Linked DNA regions of Homo sapiens: regions 2, 3, 4, 5, 6 and 7 are each linked to region 1. Evidence: chromatin contacts called from ENCODE Hi-C or POLR2A ChIA-PET data. All regions are on one chromosome and are shown on one strand. Each heading gives the region's core, a stretch centred on a gene start or an enhancer-like site at or near the end of the contact. The rest is flanking DNA. Distances are from core to core; before and after follow the strand shown.

Region 1 (3,089 bases), core at 491-2,990:
TTTGGACTTATAAAATACCCTATGTAATGAAAACTATGCATAAATATTTATAAAAATACCTTTTTCTAAGTAGGCCAGGAACATTTAATATTTTTCAATAAATTAATATATAAAATATATACATTAGTGCCAAATGGAACATATATTTTGAAATATGAAACCCAAGTAAAATGCTCAGGAATCTGGAGTAGAATCCAGGTATCTGCCAAAGGAAACTTTGGACGAGTTGTCTTTTGAAGAAGGGAAACAATGCTGGGTCTCTTATCTTCACGGACTGTTTTTGCTTGTCAAACTTCTAACATCACTTCAGCCGAGTTTCGTATTTGACTTCCAACCTCATGGCCATTTGACCTGCCAACTACTATTTTTCTTTGAGGCTTTTAACACCCCACCCAAGTATTTTGCTTTCCAGATTGTGTGCGTTTCCTTTTCACTTCACCTTAAAGTCAGCCTGGGTTTACAACATCGGCTTAAGGCGCACCCTCTAAGGTTTCAGACAGACCCAGGGCACCGCGGTGATGACCTGAAGCTGATATCTCTCGGCAAAGCCAAGGTATCCGGGAGGTTCTCCGCGTTGTGCCAGGATTTCCATCCAACCCGAGAGTCTCAGGGCAGAGGCCAGGCCCCCAGCGTCCGACTCCCAGGGGTCCCAGCCCCCTCCCCTGGCTGACCATGCGGGCTGGGACCTCCCAGCCGGAAAACACCGCCCTTTCCTGTCGCCTACTCCTTCCCCAGGCCGACGACTCGCGGAGGAGGAAGAGACGGAGGCCGATTAAGAAAATTAGCATTCATTAACCCGGTTCACGCTCCGGCCCCGGCGGAGGGGAGGGGCGCGCCGGGCGGCGGCGCTGGCGGTGGCCGGGTGACCGGCGGGCGCAGGTGCCACCGCGGCCTGAATTTTACTCTCTCGGGCCGGCAGCTGCGCCACTTGCGCCTCGTCGCGCGTCTGGGGCAGCCGCCACCGGCTTGCCCCAGCTTTAGGCAAATCCTTTTGAAAGACCCTGAGGGAGAAGAAACGCCTCCCTCTGGGTAGGAGAACCTGTAGCGTCTGCTGTTCGTCGCGTGTCCAGTTGCTCAGCCGGGAGCTCCGGCATCTTCAGGGCGCTTATTCCACTCTCCGGGTTTTGGCTGCAGCTCTGAGGGGAGCGAGCTAGAAACTGACAGAACGCGACCCTCCCCCTCCGCGCCCACCGGAGCCCGGGCTGAGAGGGACCTGGGGAGCTGCGGCCTGGCCGGGGCGGCGCACTCAGGTGGCCTCGCTTCCCTGCGGGTCACCGCCCGCCACTCGCACAGCTAGGTCGGCCTGTTGGGATCGGGAGAGGTGGGCGCACGAGTTTTAGTGCGGGAGTCCGGGGTGCGGGCGGAGTCCTATTGTCCCCGTGCACCCGGGCGGCAGCACCTCCGGGTCCCTCTTTAAACCGAGCGTCCGGCGACCTTTCTTTGTGCTTAGGGAGTCGAAAGCGGCATCTTCTCCGAGAGAAGTCGCCTACTGGGGGGTGGCGCTGGGGAGGTAACAATGGGCGCCCATTGTCCTCCGAGGGTCCAACGGTGACCCCCCCCCGCGCGCGCGCCCGGCCACCGGTTGGCCCCGGGCCAGGGCACAGGTACCGCGGCTGGGAGGGTCGGCCCCGCTGCCCGCGCCCTCCGCCCCGCCCCAGTGAGTCCCCGCGCCGCCGGCCCCGCCCCGCGCCGCCCCGCCCTCCGCAGGTTCAGTCCTCGCGTCCGGCCGCCCCGCGCTCAGTCGCGCGCACCTTCTCTCGCGGCCGGGGGACCGCAGCGCGGGGCTAGCCCGGAGACCCGGCCACCGGCCTGGGGCGCCTTCACGCCGTCTCGGAGCGGATAATGCGGTGAGCAGGCACCACGCCGGCAGACTCGGCTGGATCTGCGCACAGCGGCAGGGATTGCGTGCGCCCGCGGGAGGCCCGGGGCAGCGGCTGGGATCCTCAGCGGCGGCCGGTGAGTCGGGGCAGCCCAGGGCTCCTTCCTCTCTACCTGTCTGTGAGTCTGTCCCGCCCGCGGCCGTGGCCGCTTCCGGCGTGCGCTGGTGTTAGGCTGGGAAACCAGCAGGGAGTCGGGATACCCAGGGCATCGCTTTCCCATCTAGTGTCCAACGGAACGAAGGGGACATAAAGCAAGCCAGGAGGGGGTCCGGCGGCACGACCAGGACTCAGAGCTCCACCATTTGTGCCCACTACTTTTCAGGGTGGGGCTGCGCGGCCACATTGCACCCTCCGAGCTATTGGCAGAGCCATTCTGGGCGCGTATAGCATTTTTCCATCTGAGAACAAGCCGCGCTTGGCTACCGCGCCCCTCGCATCATGGATTGGTACCAGGGCCGCACATGGGTGCATCGCACAGCTCTGCCGTGGCATCGCCTGCCCGGTGCCCTCCTCTTTCTTAATGGAGGACATTGTTAGTGGGGCGCCAACCTGCAGATCTGGATATTGACTTTTTTGTTTTTTGACGGTGAACAGCTGAGACGTTTACAAGGTTTTTTGTTTTTTGTTTTCTTCCCTTTCTCCTTGAAACTAAGTGGCTTGACACAGACAAGTATCAGACATGTGAGGATGAATGGATCTGGCCATTTTTTCGTTATGAATTATTATACTCTATCCCTCTCTCGACTTTGGGAGGCATGTGTTTCATCTTATAAATAGAAAGTAGCATATTTTTGGGCAGGATCTCCTTTATACTGTGCAGTCTAGGAGAGGTCAGTTTAAAAATAAATATGCACTTGAATGTTACATTACTGAGAGCCAGGCTGTGGCTGGGACAAGCTGCGTGGACAGCAGCATCAAAGCCGGGAGCGCAGCTGTGTTGAAAGGAGTAAAAGCCCCAGAGTGCAGCCTAGGCTGACAGTCAAGTAATTACATTTTGTTTAAAAAAAAAAAAAAAAAAAGTGAGCGAATTAAAATGAGGAATGTCAGGAGGGTATTGCAACATGAATCTTTCCAGCCCTGGCGTATTTGGAGGAGTGGGCTGCTGCTGTGTGCTGAGGTTGTAGGGGGGCTCTAGGGAGGGAACTGATGAATGTGTTAGGGAGACAAAGATTCCATCCCCATCTCCCAGCTCTTAATTCTCACAATATC
Region 2 (2,772 bases), core at 158-2,657, 150 kb after region 1:
CAGGCTCAGACAGAAGCATCCAAAGACTCTGCGTGAGGAGGTCCAATGCCTCATCGGATTTCAGCCATGAGAAGGTAGAAACATACCCTGAAGAGCCCTTACTTTCCTCCGCCAAAATAAGGGATTGTGAGTGAGGCAGTGCTGCTGTCCTCTCCCAAATCTCCCACTTCCTCTCAGGGGAGCTGCCATCTGCTTCCAAGTCCATGAGTGTTCATTTATTAAACAACAGACCTAGCTCCTGACAATGCTTGCCGGGAATGTATACTTCACAATAATAAGCCTTAGACACTGGGGACAAAAATGATCAGAAGCACCATTTTCCCAGGGAATTTATCCACTTGGCAAACCCTGGGCTTGTGAAGACATGGCCTGCCTTCTCCTTCAGTGAAATAAGATAATTGTTTCTGAAGAGTAAAGTTTTATATTTTAGAGTGTTGAGGTCATATCCCCTTCTTTCTATGGGCTCCCCAGGTAAGGAGTTTCATTAAATATTTTCTTTGCTGTGAAATTGCCCTCACAACAGCATCTATCCCTTGGGCTAACCAAAAACTTTAAGGCACAATCTAACCACAAGATTTTCAGTGAAAACCTTTATTTAAATCGTGTGTGTGCATGTGTATGTGTGTGTGTGCATAAACATAGCATGAGTATGTGGCATATGAAAGCTGAAAAATCTCTGATGCTGTCCACATCTCCATCTTTCCACCTGTCCCCCACCTGGCTGGCATGGGCTAGAGGGGCGGGTAGTGTTCTGGTGGCAGCCTCCTGAGACCTAAATGGCCTTTGTTACATACTTCAGAGCTGCTTAACACCCCTGACATGTTCTTAGCTATGAGCTCAGCTCCTGGATTCTTCCAAAATCTGTAGCTCACACTTTTCTTACCTTTCAAATCCTCAAACTATAAAACCTGAAATATAAAGTGCATATAGAGGAGAAGAATGCAGATTGAAACCTTGAGTGCTTGGGAGCTTCCAAGAGTACTTTGCACTCACTAACTAGAGGATGTAAAAGTACCTGTACCCACAGCACACCAGTTGCACAAAGGCATAGAAGTGTTCTTTGATCTAAAAGGATCGGGGAAGCTCTCAGTCACCACGTGCTACCACTTCCCTAGCTGGACAATGCTTTGGAAAACAACTGGATGCATGATTGCATCTTAATTCTAACCCTCCTCCATTTGAAAAATGAGGATACTGGGGCCCAGAGGGATTTGGGGACTTGCCTCAGGTCACAAAGTCAGGGAAGGGCAAGCAGTAACTGGAAGCAGGAATCCAATGTCCTTTTCATTCCACCAGTGTTTGTTGGAAAGAGTATATTTCTGCTTGTGAGGCAATCTTCAGTCTGCAGAGCCGTAGTGTAACGTTTTGGCATGGAGTAGCAGTGTCGTAATCTTCCTCTAACACTTCCCCAGTCCTAAAAACCATATAAGGAATTTGAATCTCTATCATGGTTCCCAATTAGCTTTGACAAACTTGATGTCTTGCCAGCCAGTAAACTACATCACACCCACTGATTCCAACAGGGCAAATCATTCTATTAAACACTGAGACTTAATATCTCAGCTAAAAACAACCATCTGTTCACACTTAATTACCATCTTCCCCAAACATATTTATTTGACAATCTTAAAGAAAACTCCAGTTGCAGAGAGGACTGAGGATTTGAAGGTTTAGCATTTCTGCTTAAGAGCTGTCAGTTAAACTTAAAATTATCTCAGTCCTGGTTCAAGTCCTACTGGAAATAGAAACACACATTTTTCAGATGGTTCCAAAAACATTCTTGCATTTATTTTCTAAAAAGAAAACTTTAAGAACAAATCATGAAAAAAATAAAATAAAATGAGCTGCCTTGCTTTTTCTTTCCCTTTTTTTTTCTTTCTTTCTAGCTTTCTTAAACATACTTGTTCTCGAAAGAAAAAAATTGGAAGGAAAATACTCAGATGCCAGGTGTACCTTTATTAATTGGCTTAACATGCTAGTCAAGAAACCAGCTAGCTACACTAACCACCATCATCATCTCTCTGTGCCTCTCAAAGGAGACTGCTGGGTTTCAATCACTGTACATAAGCAGTTTTTTATTCTCGTGTCACCTCTGTAGAGATCTAATTTACATGTGATCACTTAAAGCCTCTTTTGAATGTTTTAAATAGTCAGAATCTCAATAGCTATCAACTTTTCAGAAGGGGCTTTAGCTTTAATTGTATTGTACATCAGGTATTCTTATAATGTTAAACAGTCAAGAAATTTATAGTAAAGAAAGGAATTCTTTGTCAAGCAAATAAAAAAAAAGCTGATAGCCACAACATTCATAACCAAGACTTTTTTTTTTTTTTTGGCTTAACTATTAGCCACCCCACAAGGCAAAATATCCCTATCCCTAAATTTCGAAAATATTCTATTTGGGGAGTTATTTTTTTGGAGTAAAGAAGAATGAGTTGGACCACCTCTGGCCATCTGTGTGTTTTTTCATTTTTGTAGCCTTTGCTGACTGCAATGCACTCTGGTATCTTGGACTCTCTTGGGGAAAAATAAGCAATTAAGAAGCTTTCCAGAGACCAACAGTTGTATAGGAACGACTTGCAAACAACATTTCATCACTCAGGGAATAAACATCATTGCTTATGATGTACCAATTTCTCTGCTAATATCTGGGAATACAACCATAAGCCGGATAAACAAGTTTGTTGTCTTCCTGGAGCTTCCAGTCTAGAGAGAGAGAGACTAAGAATGCTGCTTAAATAACAACATACATAGAAGAAAAATGATCTGTCA
Region 3 (3,153 bases), core at 349-2,848, 220 kb before region 1:
GTATGGGGGTGGCATTGAGGGTTGTTTTCTCCTTGGGCTGTCTTGATGGAGGAAAGCTGGTTGGAAAGGCTGAGTTGCTGTTTTGGCCTCTGACAGTGATTTACTTTGTAACCTCAAGTAAGTCATCCTCTGGTATCTGAGTTTTAGATAAGTCAAGAACCTACCCTTGAAGTGGTATCGAGGGATAAATCAGACTGTCTGAATGACTGGACTGGAGCTTCTCAGAAGCGCAGTGCAAATCTGAGTTTCTAGTGTGCGGGCGAACCTGATGTTGAAACATCGGAGCTGGAAGAGGGCTCTTACCCATCCAGCCCAGCTTTCGCATTTGGCAGATGAGGAACCCAGGGAGGGGAAAATGACTTACAAAGATCACGTAGCCAATGAGTGTGGAGCTGGGGCCATAATCCAGTCCTTATGTGATTACTGTGAAGTTATCCTTTTCCCCCAACATCTACTTATGAATAAAGAGTTTATTAAGTGGTTAACTGCAAGGCAAGATTGCTCACAGTACTCTCAATGACACTCCAGGCTCAATGGCCTAGAGGACATAGAACAGAAGGAGGATTTAAGGAAACTTCTCCAATAAATCAGGCAAAATTTGCTTTGAGTGTGAATTCTAATCAATGCCATCATTTGTAGGAATGGGCCATGTCAGCAGCCCAGGGGTTGCTAACTTCAAGTAGGAGGTAGCCTTACGCAGATACTTGACTTGGGAGGACAGGAGGAAGAAAGCATTGAATAAACAAAGCAGGACTGAGGGTAGGAGTAGAGGCCTTCTAGGGATGCTGAACTTGTGCACAGAGAACTTCCTAACAGAGCACTACCTGCCTCTTCCTCCTACCCACCCCTGGGTTGCTTTTATAGGGGAGGAAAGCAAATCTTGTCCCTCTAGCCATCTTAGGTTCTCCCACTGAGGCCCTGTATATTAGACTAACAAAAAAGCACCTTCACCAGAGAAACACAAACAGAAGTTTATTAGCATGTGTCACACATACACATGGAGGTACCTAGAGATGAGTAACTCAAAGGGATTGTTAGAACTTGGGCTTATATAACATCTTAACAAAAAAACCCAATACTTTTGTAGAGAATTAACAAGAGAAAGGAAAAGCACTCTGGACTTCATGGGGTAGCAAGTTGTGGGAAGATAAATGGGAAACTCATGGACGGTAAGGGCTGGTTGGTCAAGTTTGTTCCTCTGGTCTAGTGTGTGGGATATAGGATCTACGGTTGTCTCAGGGGACCAAGAACTGTCCTGCCCTTCCTGGAAGAAAAAAGGAGAGCAGAGTTTTTCTTCTGTCCACTTCTTAATTATCATCAGCTCAGAATAATCCTTACGTCTGTTAAAGCAAACTAAATATGGCCTGAGAAGGACTCTGTACTTCTATATTTGAGTCCTTGTGGATGAACTGCAACCTAGCTTAACTGGTAGACGAGACTGAAAACCTAACTAGGAGTATGCACCTGTAACAGTCACTGAGTCTTGGCCAATCCCAGCAGCCATACTTCAACCACTCATACACTGCTGAGTGTTCAACTTGTGTTCAAATAAGGCAAACGCCAAGCTGTAGCTAGTCAGGCTGTTTCTCACTTCCTATTTCTATATGTCACTTTACTTTTTTTTTGTCTATAAATTTGTTCTGACCACAAGGCACTCCTGGAGTCTCTCTGAGTTGGCTGCCCAATTTGTGAATTGTTCATTGCTCAATTAAACTCCCTTAAATTTAATTCTGCTGAAGTGGTTTTTTTTTTTTTTTTAACACGCCAAAGTGGCATATTTTGGGGTGGCATAATCTGCCACACCCTTCCTTCCTCCTGAAGAGTTTCTTTGAGGAATTCAACCACTACATTTGAAGCATGCAACTATGGCAAACCTAATTAGAAAAAGTTGTGCTGATTCAGGAAGCCCCAGTCCCCGACTGAGTGACAGTAGATAGATGTGGGTAAAACAGTATCTTATTCTTGGCAGCTGAAAGTAAGTGAGAGGAAAGGGGTGGTGGAGGAGAGGAAGCCAGCAGGAGAATAGAAGAGAAAGTGGAGTGCACGCTCCTGACTGAGCAGGTCCCGTAGTCGACTTGATTGACAGGATGAGACTGAGGAGAGGCAGTGTGATCTCTGGGCGGGAGGTCAGAGCCTCTAGGCCAGAATCATGGTGGAGTTCGAAGAAGAAGAATGAAGTTTGAATGAAGTCCAACTTCATTCCCTAGAGAATTCCCAGGGACCTGGCTGTTCAGAAAGGAGCCTTGGGCAACCGATGGTGCCAGGGCTCCAGATGATTCCACCCCTGAGATAGAGTCCTTTGAGTCCTACAAAGTCTGGACTTCATAACGAATAATGACGGTGTCTGTTAAGTGCTTCCTAGTTATGAAATGTGATAAGCATTTTAAAAATGCAGTGTCTCATTTGATAATCACAACAATCTGTGAGTTAAATATCATTAGCCCATTTTACAGATGAGGGAGTTGAGGTTTAGAGATGTAAAAATAAGTGGCCCAAGCCCACCCAACATATAAGCAAACAGAGATTCCAATGAAATTATCATTCCAAATTCATATTTTTAATCATTATACTGCACTGCCTTCCCTTGGGTGGGTTATGACTTTCTGGGGAGGAGCCTTTCTGGAGGTCAGTAGCCACATGTTATAGCAGGGTCTAAATTTAGGATTCACACGGCGTCTGAGCTGCGGACAGAGGTAAGGCGAGTGAGTGGGGACTCTACATACTTGGAATCTGCCCCTGAGACCTGGTCTAGGCTCTTCTTTGAGTGATACCAATTGCCTGTTTTGTTTTTTTTTCTCTGAGTAAACCTGACCATTTCAAGCTCATTGTCAGGATTAGAAACCCTGACAGATCGAGGAAGAGAAAGCGAAATGGAATAGAAAGGAGAATGGGGGTGAGAAAGCAGTAGGTACTGAGTGTGTCCAACTGGGTCCTGGTCTTAAGCGTTCATCTGTCTCACAACAGCCCTGGTGTTGTGGAATCGAAGGACAGAATAAGATCGTCCAGCAGAGACCAGGACCAGAGATCTGGTTAGACCATACATATTTGTTTAGGCAGAAATGAAGACCAGATAATGTAGGGAAGGTGTGTGTGCATGACAGGTGTGGGTGGGAAGGCGAACCCAGAGAAAGGGGATCCCTGTGGGTGGTGGGG
Region 4 (3,166 bases), core at 586-3,085, 200 kb before region 1:
TTTTATTTCTTGACAGTAGATGGCGCTGGTGATTGTCAAAAGAGACAGAGTCTCCCACACCCCTCTCCTTTCCTGAGCCATTGAAAAACAAAACAAAGAGCTGGTGGAAAAAAAACGCAAAAATTTTCATCGTAATGAAGGATTGAAATTAAAAATTTGGAACCGTCATGTGATTAAGCAGAACGTGTATATGATCCACACACTTTTATTTGGAACTCTAGGGAAAACCTCCTGAGCTATTTGTAAAATTTCATTCTCAGGATTAAAACAAAATATAGTAAAATTTGATTATCCAGACAAAAGATGGATTTATATTTCTCTATTAGACAGATTTTATTTCTGCACCTTAATTTTAGCAAGGGATGAATATTAAGACAACTATGAATTTAGTTGACAAAAAACTCACATATATCTGACTTCCAGAGTCCTGAAGGTGGTATAGAGGAGTATGGTAGTCAAGATAAAAACAAAACAAATTATTATATGACCTTTGAGTATATCACTTAATGTCTCAGGACAGAAGTTTTCTCATTTGTAAAACTGAAATATTTCTTGCCTAATTCACATGGCAGTTGCAAGGATCAAATACAGTAAAGTAGTATAAACACCTTGAGAATTGTCATGTTCTTTCCAAATATGCTTTTTTTCATCTTTACCATACAATCAACCCAACCACCTATAGGTAAAATCATAACACAAGGAAAATTGGAATTCAGAATAAAATACTTGAGCATTAAATTTCCTCATTGGTCCAAAAGCACTTTAATAGGCTTTGGTGAATTAGATTCGTGCAAGAAAAGGGACTAATGTATTTTCAACCATCAAAGGAGTGTTTAGCTTAATAATCAGCTACCCAGAAAATGAAACAGAAAAACACTTGAATCCAAAGCACCGAAGTGAACTGAAGCGGCCTCCACTGTCCTCCCCTAACTGTCCGCACGGCCTGTCCTCTGTAGGAGTGTCCTTGTGTACGTGTGGAGGTTGTGGACACACATGCCTAGGGTTACAGATGCTCTACAGACTTAACTCAGTATAGTGAAGCTGCAGAGATAGTCATAGCCCTAAAGAAGCCTATCTGAGAGCTTTCCTTTGGGTTTTACAAGAGGCATAGATATTTATTCTGCTCTTCTTTTAACAAAAGACTCCCAAATATTTGCTGAAGATGTAGAGTATTGCCATTTCTGCTTCAAAAGCTCTGAGCCTCTCACGGCACCTGTTGCTGCTGCCCCAAGAGCGGAACACACCCTCCACACCAGCAGCCCCAGGACTAGATTCAGCTTCTCAGTGAACCACTTCCATGCTCCACGATGTGCTCTGGGCTTTGGGGACTTAAAACATCGCAGCCGCGGCATAACAGAGATGCGTCAGCTTCTAAAGTCGTAGTGGGCAGTTCTAGAAACCTGACCCTTTCTTCTGCTGCTACAGATTCTATTGGCTTCTGGAGATTCAGAGACGTCCTTCCTCAAGAAGGAACCTCTGCCTGGCCTTCAGCAGGGCCACTGTCATGTGCGATATTCACTTAGAGCCTTATCACATTTGTGGCTGTAGAGGTGTTTGCGTGCCTTGTTTAATTTATCCCACTAGACTGTAAGTTCAGGGCAGATGGGGGATGTCTGGTTTTTGTTTTTTTTTTTTTTGCCTAATACTGTGTCCCCATGCTGGGCACAGACCTAGCACAGAGTAGGTGCTTGGCAAAGAGCTTTTGAATGAATGAATGATTGGCTGTAGTCTTCCTGGGAAAGGGCTGGCAGGCAAGGAAGTGTTAAACCAGCCACTAACCGCCCAGGCTGACCAGCCTTCTCCCTATCTCCCAGGCCTTTCGAACGGAGCCCGGGGAGGACAGGCTGGCAGAGGAGGGAGGAGGGTTTCTAGCTGAGAGAGACTGCGGCTGTGGGCCTGCAGCCTACCCCTCTTCAAGCTCTCCGGAGCCGTTCCTGCGAAACCAGCCCCCACAAGTGAGTGTCTGCGGCCCCCTCCCTCCTCTTTCCCTTATTGCTCCCTGTGGGGATGGGGCTGACACCGAGCTTGATCCTAAGTAAAAGTCTGTTCTAACAGGAAGCAAATAATGTTCCTCCCCTGACGGAGGTGTTTCCTTCTCAAAGAAGTTACAAAGGGCTCTTTTCAGAGAGAAAGGGGCTGGGAATAGTGTGTGGCCTCACTGCCGTCTGCCTTGGGTGGAGCCAGCACGTTCTGGAATCCAGGGGCTTCCTCTTCTAAAGAGGCGCCGGGCCATGCACTGAAACGGGGTGGCCCATCCTCTGGGAGCCCCAGTCCCCTTACCTGCTTGATACAAGCATCCTCTGGAAGTGCCTAGGGTCATTGCCAAGGCCCCTGTTTTCTTTTCTTGGCTTCCAGGACGCCGTAGTCTGTGTTCTTCCTCCCGCCCTGCAGTTCCCTAGCTGGATTCTCTTCCTCGCTGTGATCTCTTCATCCCTGGTTCCCCAGCGCTCTGTCCTGAGCCCCCTTCTCGAACCACACTCTCGTCTGAGTGAGCATATTGAGCTTCATGGCTGTACATTTCCTCCCCGTGCCGAGGAATCCCACACACTTAGTTCCAGCGCCCAGCTCGCCCCCACCTCATCCAGGTCCTTACATCCCCCTGCAGACTCTGTCTCCACTCCACCTCATTGGTGTTTCCCACTCACTAGATCTAAAGCCAAACTCTTGATCCTGACTTCTCCACCCACCAGCTTGCCTTTCTCTTCATCTTCCCCATCTCAGAGAGCGGCTCGGTCCCGAACTGTCTCTTTCCTTCACACCCTTCATCTAACACACAGCAAGGCTTCTCAGCTCTACCTTCAAAATCTACTCCTCATCTTTCTTCTTCCCACCACCGCCACTCAAACGCCCTCGGCCTAGAGGGATCAGACCCATACTACCTGGCTCCTGAACCTCTGCAAGAGTCTCTGATCTTTCTGCTTCCACTCCTGTCTTGCTACAGACTATTCTTCTGACAGCAGCCGGGGTGATCTTTTCAACTACCAGACCGTGTCACCTTGCTTAAAACCAGCTGGGGCTTCCCTCACACGCAGCATGACACTCAAACTCCACACGACAATCTAACCAGCCTCACCAACTGTGGCCCTGGCTTGTCCTTCTGACTTAGCTTCTGTCTCAGCTCAGGCTACACTGGCCTTCTTGGTATTCCTCAGCCCCCCAGCTTGTC
Region 5 (2,965 bases), core at 231-2,730, 210 kb after region 1:
TCAACTAAGACCTTCTATGTGCTTCACATCTCCTTAAACCAGGGTCCTGAGATGTGCCACGTGTCATGTCATTACACATGGAGAAAGGAATATTTTTCAAAAACCAATTACATACTAGCCACTGTTTAAGGCATATATATACTCTTTCACATTGCTATACCCATTTTGAAAATGAAGAAACAGAGGCTTAAAATGCTTAAGTAACTTGCCCTGGATCCCAACAAAGTAAATGACAGAACAGGATTCGTATTTGGGCCAGTTCAACTCCAAAGACCATGCGTTTTTTGTTATGTTCAGCTGCCAAGTGTAGTTTCTTACCACAATGTCATGAACTATTGTTACAAGAAAATGAGACCGCTGTTTACTATCTGTTGTGGCCAGGTTTTAAATCGAGCCTGAGGATATAAAACTTATGACCTCTAAGTCTCAAATAAAAACCCACTTGAATTAAAACAAAACAAGGGAAAATGCCTTAGTAATAATATTTGAAAAATCTTCAGAATGTGAGATATCAATTGGCTTTGTTTAGTGGAATGTCCCTGCACAGAGATGGATGGACTTCGTGGGTGTCAGAGCCGTCAGTGGAATTCGTGGGTCTAGCGCGATATGTTCTCTCTTCCTGGTCATCAAGCCATAGTTCAAATTTGCCATGATTATCCCTTGCTATGGCTTGTAAACTTACATCCCAGCAAGATTACAAATTCTGACTAGGCTTAATTTTAAATGGAAGAAGAAATTAGTTTCATTCTTTCAGTATATGAGTCATGTAGGCGAAGAAAACTGTCCCTGGCAGTGTCTTTTCCAGTTCCACAATGCTCTGACAATGCACACTTCTCCAAAGAATCGCTACCCAAGGCTGAGCCCCAGAGGGTGCCACGTGTCAAGGGCTACGTCTTAACCCATCCCCTGGTGCAGCACTTGGCATGGAGGAGCTGTTCAATAAATATTGTTCAATGAACAAATGAATGAAATCCTGTCTGCCTTAAAAAGCAAGAAAACAATATCATTCCTTCCTGATTTCCTTATAGCAAGTCTGGCCTTTGTTTCTACCTAAACCTTCTGCCTACTAACAGACCCCTCCCAGCTCACAGGCCAAATGCAGTCTCAGGCTTTCATCTCTAAGGTCATGATACCTTCTATCCCACAGGTCTTGAGAGAATCAAATTGGATGAGGCTGTAGAAGCCTGGGAATCACAGCATATGCCCCACCCCCTTGAAAACGGGGCAGACGGAATGTGTCCAATTTTCATCCTTGGCAACATGTTGAGATCGCTTGAGGAGCTTTCAAAAACTAGAGACCCTAAGTCCCACTCCAGTTAAATCAGAATCTCTGGGGATAAGGTGAGCATTAATAGTATTTAAATGTCCCCCTAGTAATTTGAATGTGCAGCAAAGATTGAAGATCACAAGGCTGGAGGAAGCCAGGAAGTGGGCACATCAGCCCCACACAGGCAGGAAGAAGCATTTGCTGTGCTCCTTGATTGGGAGGGTAAGAAGACAGGAAGCCCAACATGTAACGGCAGCTGCTGCTGTTGGGCAAAATGCCCTTCCCAGCCCTGTAAGTCCTGGCTGCTGCCTTGGCTACCTCTACCACCTCCTTCCTACTTCTCTAAATGGTCCTGGAGCAGGCTGCAGTCTCATCCTGGATAGGGCAATGGGGACCTGCCCCAGGCACCCAATTCTTTTTAAACAGAACTAGCTTCCAGGTCATGATCTCCTTACAACTGAAGATTCCAAGTGACAAGACCTAAATGGGTACAGATGGACTGTGCATAAGCCCAAGGAGAGCACTGTAGAAAGGACTGCATGTCAGCAAGTCCTAAAGATAAGCTGGGAAAGGAAGAGTAGCCAGAGACCCAAAATGTCAGACCTGTTTATGTCTTCAATGTTAAGAGGGAGTCACAGATTCATCACATTGGGAGAAAATGCCTCATAGATCTAATATGGTGAAGGAAATACACAAGCACACACACACACACACACACACACACACACACACACAGACACACCCGATTTATTGGCTGAAGCCCCAAGTACATAGCCCAACTCTTATGCGTTGAGTGTCTGTGTTCGCCAAAAATTCCTATTTTGAAGCCCTAACCTCTCAGCACGGCTCTATTTGGACATGGGGCCTCCCTGGAAGTAAAGTTAAATAAGATCAAAAAGATGGGGCTCTGGTCACATAGGATTAATGTCCCTATAAGAAGAGATACTAGAGAGCTTGCTCACTGTCTCTCCTTCTCCACCATGTGAGGACACAAACAGAAGGTAGCCATCTGCAAGCCAGGAAGAGAACCCTTACCTGGAACCAGCTCCATATGACCTTGATCTGGGACTTTTGGCCTCCAGAACTGTAAAAAAATACATTTTTATTGTTTAAGTAACCCAGTCTGTCTTATTTTATCACAACAGTTCAAGCAGACTATGACACCAACCTTAGACAAATCACAACATCTTTGAGCCTGAGTTTCTTCATCAATAAGAGAAAGATAAATCCTACCTGTTCATAAACATCAAATGAGATCACGTATGTTTAAGGGTTTTGCAAACAATAGAGTATTAAGTAGGCATTAAATCATTCATTAATCTCTACCTCTGTGCTCTCATACTTTAATCCCTCTGCTAGCTGAGCATTTACCACATTGTATTAGATTGAATTGTTTATATGTCTCTTCTGTCAGGTTTTAAATCCTTATGGCCAGGCGCCAAGTCTCTTTCATCTTTGTAGCCCCATGTCAAAACACACAGTCACTGCTCAAGAAAGGCTTATTGAACAATCCCAAGGTAGCACTGGATATGCTTTCTCTGTGTCCCATAACATCCTCCCATATACTTTGATCACTTAGCATCAGGTATTAGAGTTATTAGCTTTTGTGTTTTTCCTACTGTCCTGTAAGCTCCCAAATGGTAGAGACTGCTTGTTATCATTACTATATCCCTAGCAACTAGTACAGAGCTTGGTACC
Region 6 (3,180 bases), core at 200-2,699, 250 kb before region 1:
CGAACTCCTGGGCCCAAGCAATCCTGCCTCCACCTCTCAAAGTGCTGGGATAAGCAGCATGGGCCACTGCCTCCAGCCTTGTTAGCTTTCATACTTCTAATTATGTTAATAGTATACACTTGTAGTATAAAAAAATATAGTAATTAAAAACTTTACCAAACAGATTTTAAAACTCTAATATTTTAATAATCAGATACAAAGTATTATGTTACGTTTCAATTTGTAAGGTGCTAGTAAATAACAATGGAAAATGACATTTTAATATAGATTATGGCACTTAATTAATGTGTATTATTGTGTAATATTAAAGGTTGAGATGAGAATCAAGTATTCTAAAATGACATCAAAATGTTGACTCTAAAGAAAATAGAATATGAAATGTTTTCTGAAGAAATGTCTGAAGAAACATTTCATTTCCATGTTCTAGTTTTATTTAAAATTAATTTTTTGATGTAGAAATTATGCTTTACTAAATTAATTATAATGCTTTCACCATAAATCTAGCACAGATATTCATTAACTTCATCAGCAGACCCTTAGAGGAGAAAAATATAAAATGCATAACTCTAATAAACTCGGGGAAGGTATGACAAATTTTGCAAGGATAAAGAGACATTACAAAAAAGCCCGAGGTTTAAGTTTCCTAAGAGAATTGCACTGAGACCTTGAACTAGTGATCAGATTTCCTACAGCGTCCTGGAAAACCTGGTACTTTCGAAGTGAATTCTATTGTTCATTTCATCAGGTTTTCATGGTTTTTTTGTATTTTATAATTTATTTTAAATTTAGGGCTCCCAAGTGTTTGCCTCATTCCCCTATGTTGGCAGCACTGATAATCCGGCCTTCGTTTTTGTGTGAAATAGGCACAGACGGAGTCTGAGAGCAAAAAAAACCCCACACAAACAAAAACAAAATGTTTGCGCAAGGCTGAAAGCCGAGCGAGAGCCCAGCAAGTGTCTCTGTTGAAATTCTTTGGGGTTTGCAGGGACCAGCCGGGCCGAGGCAGCAAACTGCCTGTTCCCCACGCACCCCAGAAGGGTCCGCGTGCGAGGAAATACCAGCGACCTCCGGGGCTAGGGCTTCCGTGGCGCAGGGTCAGCGAGGGATGAACCCGGGAAGCCACTATGGGCCGCTGCTCCAGCCCCGGGAACGCAGAGCACCGCTGGCTAGCAGGCTCAAGCTTCGCCAGGGACACACCGACCCGGAAGTGCAGTCGCCCCCACCGCAAGTATTTCCGCTTCCCTCCGCAAGTCCCCGGCGCGGTCCGGCCCCCAGCGGCTGAGCAGCCCCCTCCCAGACTGCGCACGCACCTGTGTTCACTGCGCCGGCCTTTCAGCTGTTGGAGAGCGGAGACCAGGACCTGCTGGCGCGCAGTGGCGGACGGACAGTAGCCCTGGAGCCCGCGGGTCCTAAGGTCCCGCGCCGCGGCCGTCGCGTCCTGACCCAGATAGCGGAGGCGCCGGGGGAGGAGCCCGCGGCCGCTCGGCCCCCCGCTCCCGCCCCCTCTCCCTCTCGTGGTGGGTTCAACTCTACCGGGACTGGCGTTGGGTGCACCTTTTGCAAAATAAAATTGCACGTCGCGGGGCGCCTGGCTCGCGCCGGACCGTGTGTCTCGGCCGTCGCCTCCCTTCGAAGCCGGTCGGCACCTTTTCCCCCGCCTGGGCTCTGGGCCTCCGCGCTAGCCCCAGCGCGTTCCCTCTCGCGTTGCTGCCACTCCGCACGCCCACCGCCAGCTCGCTTCGTTCCGGCTCTCAAACCCACTCCCTCTCCCCTAGTTAAACCTTTTTCTGTGCCCTTTCTAGGCACAACCTTGCACTTTACTCCTCACGACTGAATTAAAGGCAGACGCCTTGCACTAATTACTGATATCTGCAGCCCCGTGTTCATAGCTTTATCTCACGTTTTCTTTTAATGAGCAATTTTGACAGCCTCTTCCTTCTCCCCGCCATTCCGAGTTGCCTTTAGATGAAAGCCGCTGTTTTTTCAGATGCCTGACATTTAAGGTTTTACCCAGCTTTCTGTGGTTTGTATAATGAAACTAATTCTGCTAAATACGCTCTTAAAAACTGGGCCGGGCGCGGTGGGTCACGCCTGTAATCCCAGCACTTTGGGAGGCTGAGGCAGGCGGATCACCTGAGGTCAGGAATTCGAGACCAGTATGGCCAACGTGGCGAAACCCCTGTCTCTACTAAAAATACAAAAAATTAGCCGGGCGTGGTGGTGGACGCCTGTAATCCCAGCTACTTGGGAGGATGAGGCAGGAGAATCGTTTGAACCCGGAGGCAGAGGTTGCAGTGAGGCGAGATCGCGCCACCGCACTCCAGCCTGGGTGATAGAGCGTCTCAAAAACAAAAACAAAACAGTACATACACTGCTTCTGTATTGTCCGCACCTTGAGTATTACTGCCTCAAGCTTAGGTTTGCATAACATTAATCTCTAAACTTCCCACCAATATATTGAGCAGAATTAAAAATGGGTACACTCTTTCTCAAAACAGCAACAGCAGACAACACCCATAAAGCCATGAAGAATCCAGAAGGCTTGTTTTGCAATCCATATACTACTGTTTACGGATAGGGATTCAGGGATTCTATAGGCTCTTTAAGATGATTTTTTGAGCTTCAGGCAAGCCGCATTGAAGAATAAGTAAGCCTGGCCATGGTCATTTTATTAAAAGTAATTTGTAGCAGGGCGCAGTGGCTCACGACTGTAAGCCCAGCACTTTGAGAGGCTGAGGCGGACGGATCACTTGAGGCCAGGAGTTCGTGACCAGCCTGGCCAATATGATGAAACACCATCTCTACTAAAAATACAAAAATTAGCCGAGTGTGGTGGCGCACTTCTGTAGTCCCAGCTGCTCGGGAGGTTAAGGCATGAGAATTGCTTAAACCTCAGAGGCAGAAGTTGCAGTGAGCCGAGATCGGGCCACTGCTCACCAGTCTGGGACAGAATGAGACTCTGTCTCAAAAAACAAGAGCAAAAACCTAAGTTGTATTTGGAAAAAGAGCAGATTAATCTTTAACCTCTCAGATTTGGAACTAGTAAAATATTACCTTCTACAAACCCACTTCACTCCTATTTATTATGGTTTGCAGCAATCTTGCAATATAATGCTAGCTTTATTTAACTAGAATACAATATGATATAAACCGATCATGCAAAACAATTTTCTCTTTTAA
Region 7 (3,137 bases), core at 507-3,006, 170 kb after region 1:
CCTGCCATGTCCTCATTGTCCCATGCCTTCCACACTTGTTGAGTCAAAGAATACTCTCTGGTACCCTTCCTGTGAGCTGATCACCATCTCAGAATCAGCTTTCTGGAGAATCCAAGCCTGCAGCAAGGTTACACACCAATTACCTTTGGAGAGCTCACAATGCTTTCATCATTATTTCTATAGCAACTGAATTTACTCTGATTTTGGAGAAGGGGAAATTGAGGCGCAAAATTTCTGTGACTTGCCTGAGATTATCTGAGATGTCAATATTGTGCAAAGGCAGTGTGCCAAGGCGTTCTCAAGAACCATGTAAGTATGCTGCCAAGTTTTCATCTATGTATAAAGTTTATTTTTACTACAACAGAGTAAAACACACCATTCCAGCAATGTGTGCCAGATGGAATGTGGGTTTGTGGGGTCGGGTACAGCACAGGGTATAACAAATTTAGAATGTGTTAAGAAGCAGCGTACTCAAAGAAAGATAGTATGTTTACTAGAAATGTGATATGCTCGCCTCATGCGTATATAAGAGAATGTGGGCAGGACAGTAAATCTACTGAAATAGCAACACCATGCTGAAGGGAGACAGTGACTATAGCAATAACTGCGCATGGTTTAAGGAACACTGCAAATATGATCTTACCATAGGAGTAGTTACATTGATGTTTTAGCTGCCCAGTGTGTTTGGGGGTTTGCTATCAAAATGTCGAGTATTCAAATATCTGCACTGAATACAAAAAATGTTTGAAGAACCTGAGCTAGGGATTAGAATTTAGAAAATCTGGGCTCCCATGAATCCTATCTTTACCCAATTATGTTAAAACAGAGACTAAATATCACTTGTAATACCCCAAGTTGAAAAGCCTGTGCTGTTTTCTCATAAAATCAAGCATATTAGCATTTGAATCATGTTAAACATAGGATTGCTAATCAGAAGAGAAGATAAATGAAAGGGGAATGTTTATGTAAAATAGAAAGCCAGCATGTTGATGTCCCTGGATCTGCTCGACATAAAGATGCACACCCAGACAGTGAATAAAAGCATGGCACCTCATTTTGACAGTGTCTACACTGGCTTTCTATTTTCTTTTCTCTTTAAGTTTGTGGCATATTCTCTGCCAACCGCATTCCCCCAGCAGAGCCTCTCAGCTCAGCAGCACAAAGCCTTCTTTGTGCCCCTTCTTTGTGTGAAATATTGATAAGCCTGAAAGAGTCAGATGATGAAGGTTTCTGGTTTGTTTGGGCTTCGGTGAGATCCCAATTTCAAAATGTCCATGGCTAGGCCTCCAGAGTCAAATATGAACTGCTGTATTTTATAATTTAGGGGTAAATCTGAAACTGTTTTTACACTCAAGCAGAAAGTCTGCTCTCCAACATCAAGAAGGGTTGCGGTAATGATCCTGAGTTCATCACATAACCACACAACTCCTTATTCCATGCAAGCTAGTGAAAAGTCACAAAACTCACTTTCAGGTCTTGCTTTTAAAAATATTTAAAACCAAAGGAACTATTTTAAGTCTGAAGCCAAAAGTTAAGGAGCATTTTAATTCTCTCACTTCTTATCGGCAGCACCTCTTGGTTATTCTTCTCCTAACAGGCTCATAATTTTCATTAACAAGGCTGGCAGCTCTGACTTTGCCTGGAGGGGAATGTAACCCAGAGCAGCTGACAAGAGCTTGAAATTCTCTGGTTTTTGTCACTTGCTATTAGAATCACAGCCTTTTCTAAATATAGGATAGTGAGTCATATTAAACGGTGACCTGATTGCAAAGCCTCATCAAGTTTGTCTGGGGGTGCAATCAACAACACGTCGGACTGTAAAGGTCAACAATGTTAACATTTCAGAGCCTCCTCCTGGTTCAACACTGCAAAAGAAAATGGCATTGTCAAGTAGGCTTTATTCACAGGACAGTATACAGATGTGTGTTCACATGGATTTTTTAGCTTCCTTTTCCACTGCACACAGTATAGTTTATGGATTCATAGCGTATACATATGTCAACTTGTGGCTCTCAAGGATTAATTTCACTTTATCCAATATGTTTCTAAACCTCTTAGGGAATTCGTGGTTTAGTGCAATGGGCTGACATAGCACTAATTTAATTCAGATTCTGTTTTCATACTGTCACAATTTTAACTATTGCAGCATTGTTTGTGGAAATTCAGATACGGTTATTTAATGAAAGAAAAGTGACAAAGAAGACACTCTTTTGGTATCTTTGATTACAGCCTAGCCCTCACCCTTCCTATCCAGCAGGTCATCAAGATCTAGAAGATCCTAGTTCAATCCAGCAGCTGCCATCTCCACCCCCTCTCACTGCTGTGACCTTAATCCAGATCTCTTAAGCTTTCCTCGGGGTTCTTACAGTACCTTCCTCCCTCCTCTCTTCTGCCAGAGTCTCTCTGCCTTGCAATCATGATTCCTTCTAAACTGATCTCTTCATTTACTACCTTAAAAACCTTCCTCGATAGGCATCCTTTGCCTATAAGATAAAAGAAAAAAAAAAGCATGGCTTCATGGAAAGTGCAAAAAAGTTCGGGCTTCATAATGCTACTTAAATGAGTGAATTCACTGCAGTCTACAGCCTTGTCCTCAGATTCATAGGCTCGAAATTCAATCAGTATCACAGCAGCGGACCCACATAATCTAAGCCTGCAAAAGTTATATAAGAACCAAAATTGTCAGCATATTAATTTTCATGGAAACATACCTGCTAAACAAGTCCTAATCCTCATCTTGGCCTGAGACTCATATTCCTCCTCCAGAAAAAGTTACATGAGTAACCCCTTTATAATAAGATTCTTTACAGCCACAGAATTAGCTCAAGGAGAGTTAGTTGTTTGGCCATTTGGGGCCTTGAGAATCATGGTTTGGGCTGTGATGAACAGGTACATGCAGCAGATACAAGGAATGCTCTCTCATGACACCAATTCATTGGTCTTCTATTTTCTACAATCCAGGCTGACCAGTTCTCTTCTGTTGGCCAAAACAGTGGATCGAGTTCCCATGTTTTGCACAGAATCCACGTCACCTCCCTGAGATTGCATATCCCTTGGAATTCTGGGAATTCCTAAACTCTTCAGTAACAAACTCCCTGATGGGCCCAACTGGCTTTTGCTTTACTCTCTCAGTTAGC

What was found. A loop is a pair of places that touch in the nucleus more often than their neighbours do. ChIA-PET counts read pairs that join two places held with the same protein, here RNA polymerase II (POLR2A). Pooled maps may share reads with other maps.
Region 2: a map of tibial artery shows a loop between it and region 1 (3-fold over the local background). The contact joins the enhancer-like site here to the promoter of CDC42EP3 in region 1. A Hi-C loop is called at or near these places in 12 of 168 maps with a recorded cell type or tissue (A673, CD14-positive monocyte, CD4-positive, alpha-beta T cell and 8 more), 3 of 37 single-sample maps with no recorded cell type and 18 of 50 pooled maps. POLR2A ChIA-PET finds 5 or more read pairs at or near these places in 9 of 52 experiments (A549, AG04450, B cell and 6 more).
Region 3: a map of GM12878 shows a loop between it and region 1 (3-fold over the local background). The contact joins the enhancer-like site here to the promoter of CDC42EP3 in region 1. A Hi-C loop is called at or near these places in 1 of 168 maps with a recorded cell type or tissue (GM12878), 8 of 37 single-sample maps with no recorded cell type and 8 of 50 pooled maps. POLR2A ChIA-PET finds 5 or more read pairs at or near these places in 3 of 52 experiments (CD4-positive, alpha-beta memory T cell, Caco-2 and GM10248).
Region 4: a loop to region 1 is called in a map of mammary epithelial cell, with 14 times the contacts of the local background. The contact joins the promoter of PIRAT1 here to the promoter of CDC42EP3 in region 1. A Hi-C loop is called at or near these places in 30 of 168 maps with a recorded cell type or tissue (Caco-2, Calu3, GM12878 and 16 more), 33 of 37 single-sample maps with no recorded cell type and 33 of 50 pooled maps. POLR2A ChIA-PET finds 5 or more read pairs at or near these places in 8 of 52 experiments (A549, BJ, GM10248 and 5 more).
Region 5: a map of endothelial cell of umbilical vein shows a loop between it and region 1 (10-fold over the local background). The contact joins the enhancer-like site here to the promoter of CDC42EP3 in region 1. A Hi-C loop is called at or near these places in 4 of 168 maps with a recorded cell type or tissue (CD8-positive, alpha-beta T cell, chondrocyte, endothelial cell of umbilical vein and 1 more) and 9 of 50 pooled maps. POLR2A ChIA-PET finds 5 or more read pairs at or near these places in 4 of 52 experiments (AG04449, CD4-positive, alpha-beta T cell, CD4-positive, alpha-beta memory T cell and 1 more).
Region 6: a loop to region 1 is called in a pooled map, with 11 times the contacts of the local background. The contact joins the promoter of RMDN2 here to the promoter of CDC42EP3 in region 1. A Hi-C loop is called at or near these places in 2 of 37 single-sample maps with no recorded cell type and 11 of 50 pooled maps. POLR2A ChIA-PET finds 5 or more read pairs at or near these places in 4 of 52 experiments (A549, AG04450, BJ and 1 more).
Region 7: a map of sigmoid colon shows a loop between it and region 1 (2.2-fold over the local background). The contact joins the enhancer-like site here to the promoter of CDC42EP3 in region 1. A Hi-C loop is called at or near these places in 2 of 168 maps with a recorded cell type or tissue (gastrocnemius medialis and sigmoid colon) and 4 of 50 pooled maps. POLR2A ChIA-PET finds 5 or more read pairs at or near these places in 3 of 52 experiments (AG04450, SK-N-SH and WTC11).

Annotation. Positions count from the first base shown.
Region 1 is chr2:37,670,293-37,673,381 of GRCh38, reverse strand. CDC42EP3 (CDC42 effector protein 3) reads left to right here and starts at 1,740. Exons shown (of 2, transcript NM_006449.5): 1 at 1,740-1,956. RefSeq lists silencers at 762-931, 1,152-1,221, 1,232-1,291, 1,462-1,951.
Region 2 is chr2:37,522,611-37,525,382 of GRCh38, reverse strand. No RefSeq gene overlaps it. Among named protein-coding and RNA genes, the nearest start is that of LINC03063, 38 kb to the left of the region's middle. Within about 2 kb of position 1,407, at least 10 of the 41 ENCODE cell types and tissues checked have a DNase peak (open chromatin) inside an H3K27ac peak, as active enhancers do; they include A673, CD14-positive monocyte, heart right ventricle and 1 more, where a contact is called at or near this core.
Region 3 is chr2:37,891,361-37,894,513 of GRCh38, reverse strand. No RefSeq gene overlaps it. Among named protein-coding and RNA genes, the nearest start is that of PIRAT1, 17 kb to the right of the region's middle. Within about 2 kb of position 1,598, at least 6 of the 41 ENCODE cell types and tissues checked have a DNase peak (open chromatin) inside an H3K27ac peak, as active enhancers do; they include GM12878, where a contact is called at or near this core.
Region 4 is chr2:37,874,532-37,877,697 of GRCh38, reverse strand. PIRAT1 (PU.1 (SPI1) induced regulator of S100A8 and S100A9 alarmin transcription 1) reads left to right here and starts at 1,835. Exons shown (of 4, transcript NR_110012.1): 1 at 1,835-1,955.
Region 5 is chr2:37,455,211-37,458,175 of GRCh38, reverse strand. No RefSeq gene overlaps it. Among named protein-coding and RNA genes, the nearest start is that of LINC03063, 110 kb to the left of the region's middle. Within about 2 kb of position 1,480, at least 7 of the 41 ENCODE cell types and tissues checked have a DNase peak (open chromatin) inside an H3K27ac peak, as active enhancers do; they include CD4-positive, alpha-beta T cell, CD8-positive, alpha-beta T cell and endothelial cell of umbilical vein, where a contact is called at or near this core.
Region 6 is chr2:37,923,556-37,926,735 of GRCh38, reverse strand. It overlaps RMDN2 (regulator of microtubule dynamics 2), which reads right to left and starts at 1,449. Exons shown (of 11, transcript NM_001170791.3): 1 at 1,311-1,449. RefSeq lists a silencer at 1,395-1,634.
Region 7 is chr2:37,505,235-37,508,371 of GRCh38, reverse strand. No RefSeq gene overlaps it. Among named protein-coding and RNA genes, the nearest start is that of LINC03063, 56 kb to the left of the region's middle. Within about 2 kb of position 1,756, at least 2 of the 41 ENCODE cell types and tissues checked have a DNase peak (open chromatin) inside an H3K27ac peak, as active enhancers do.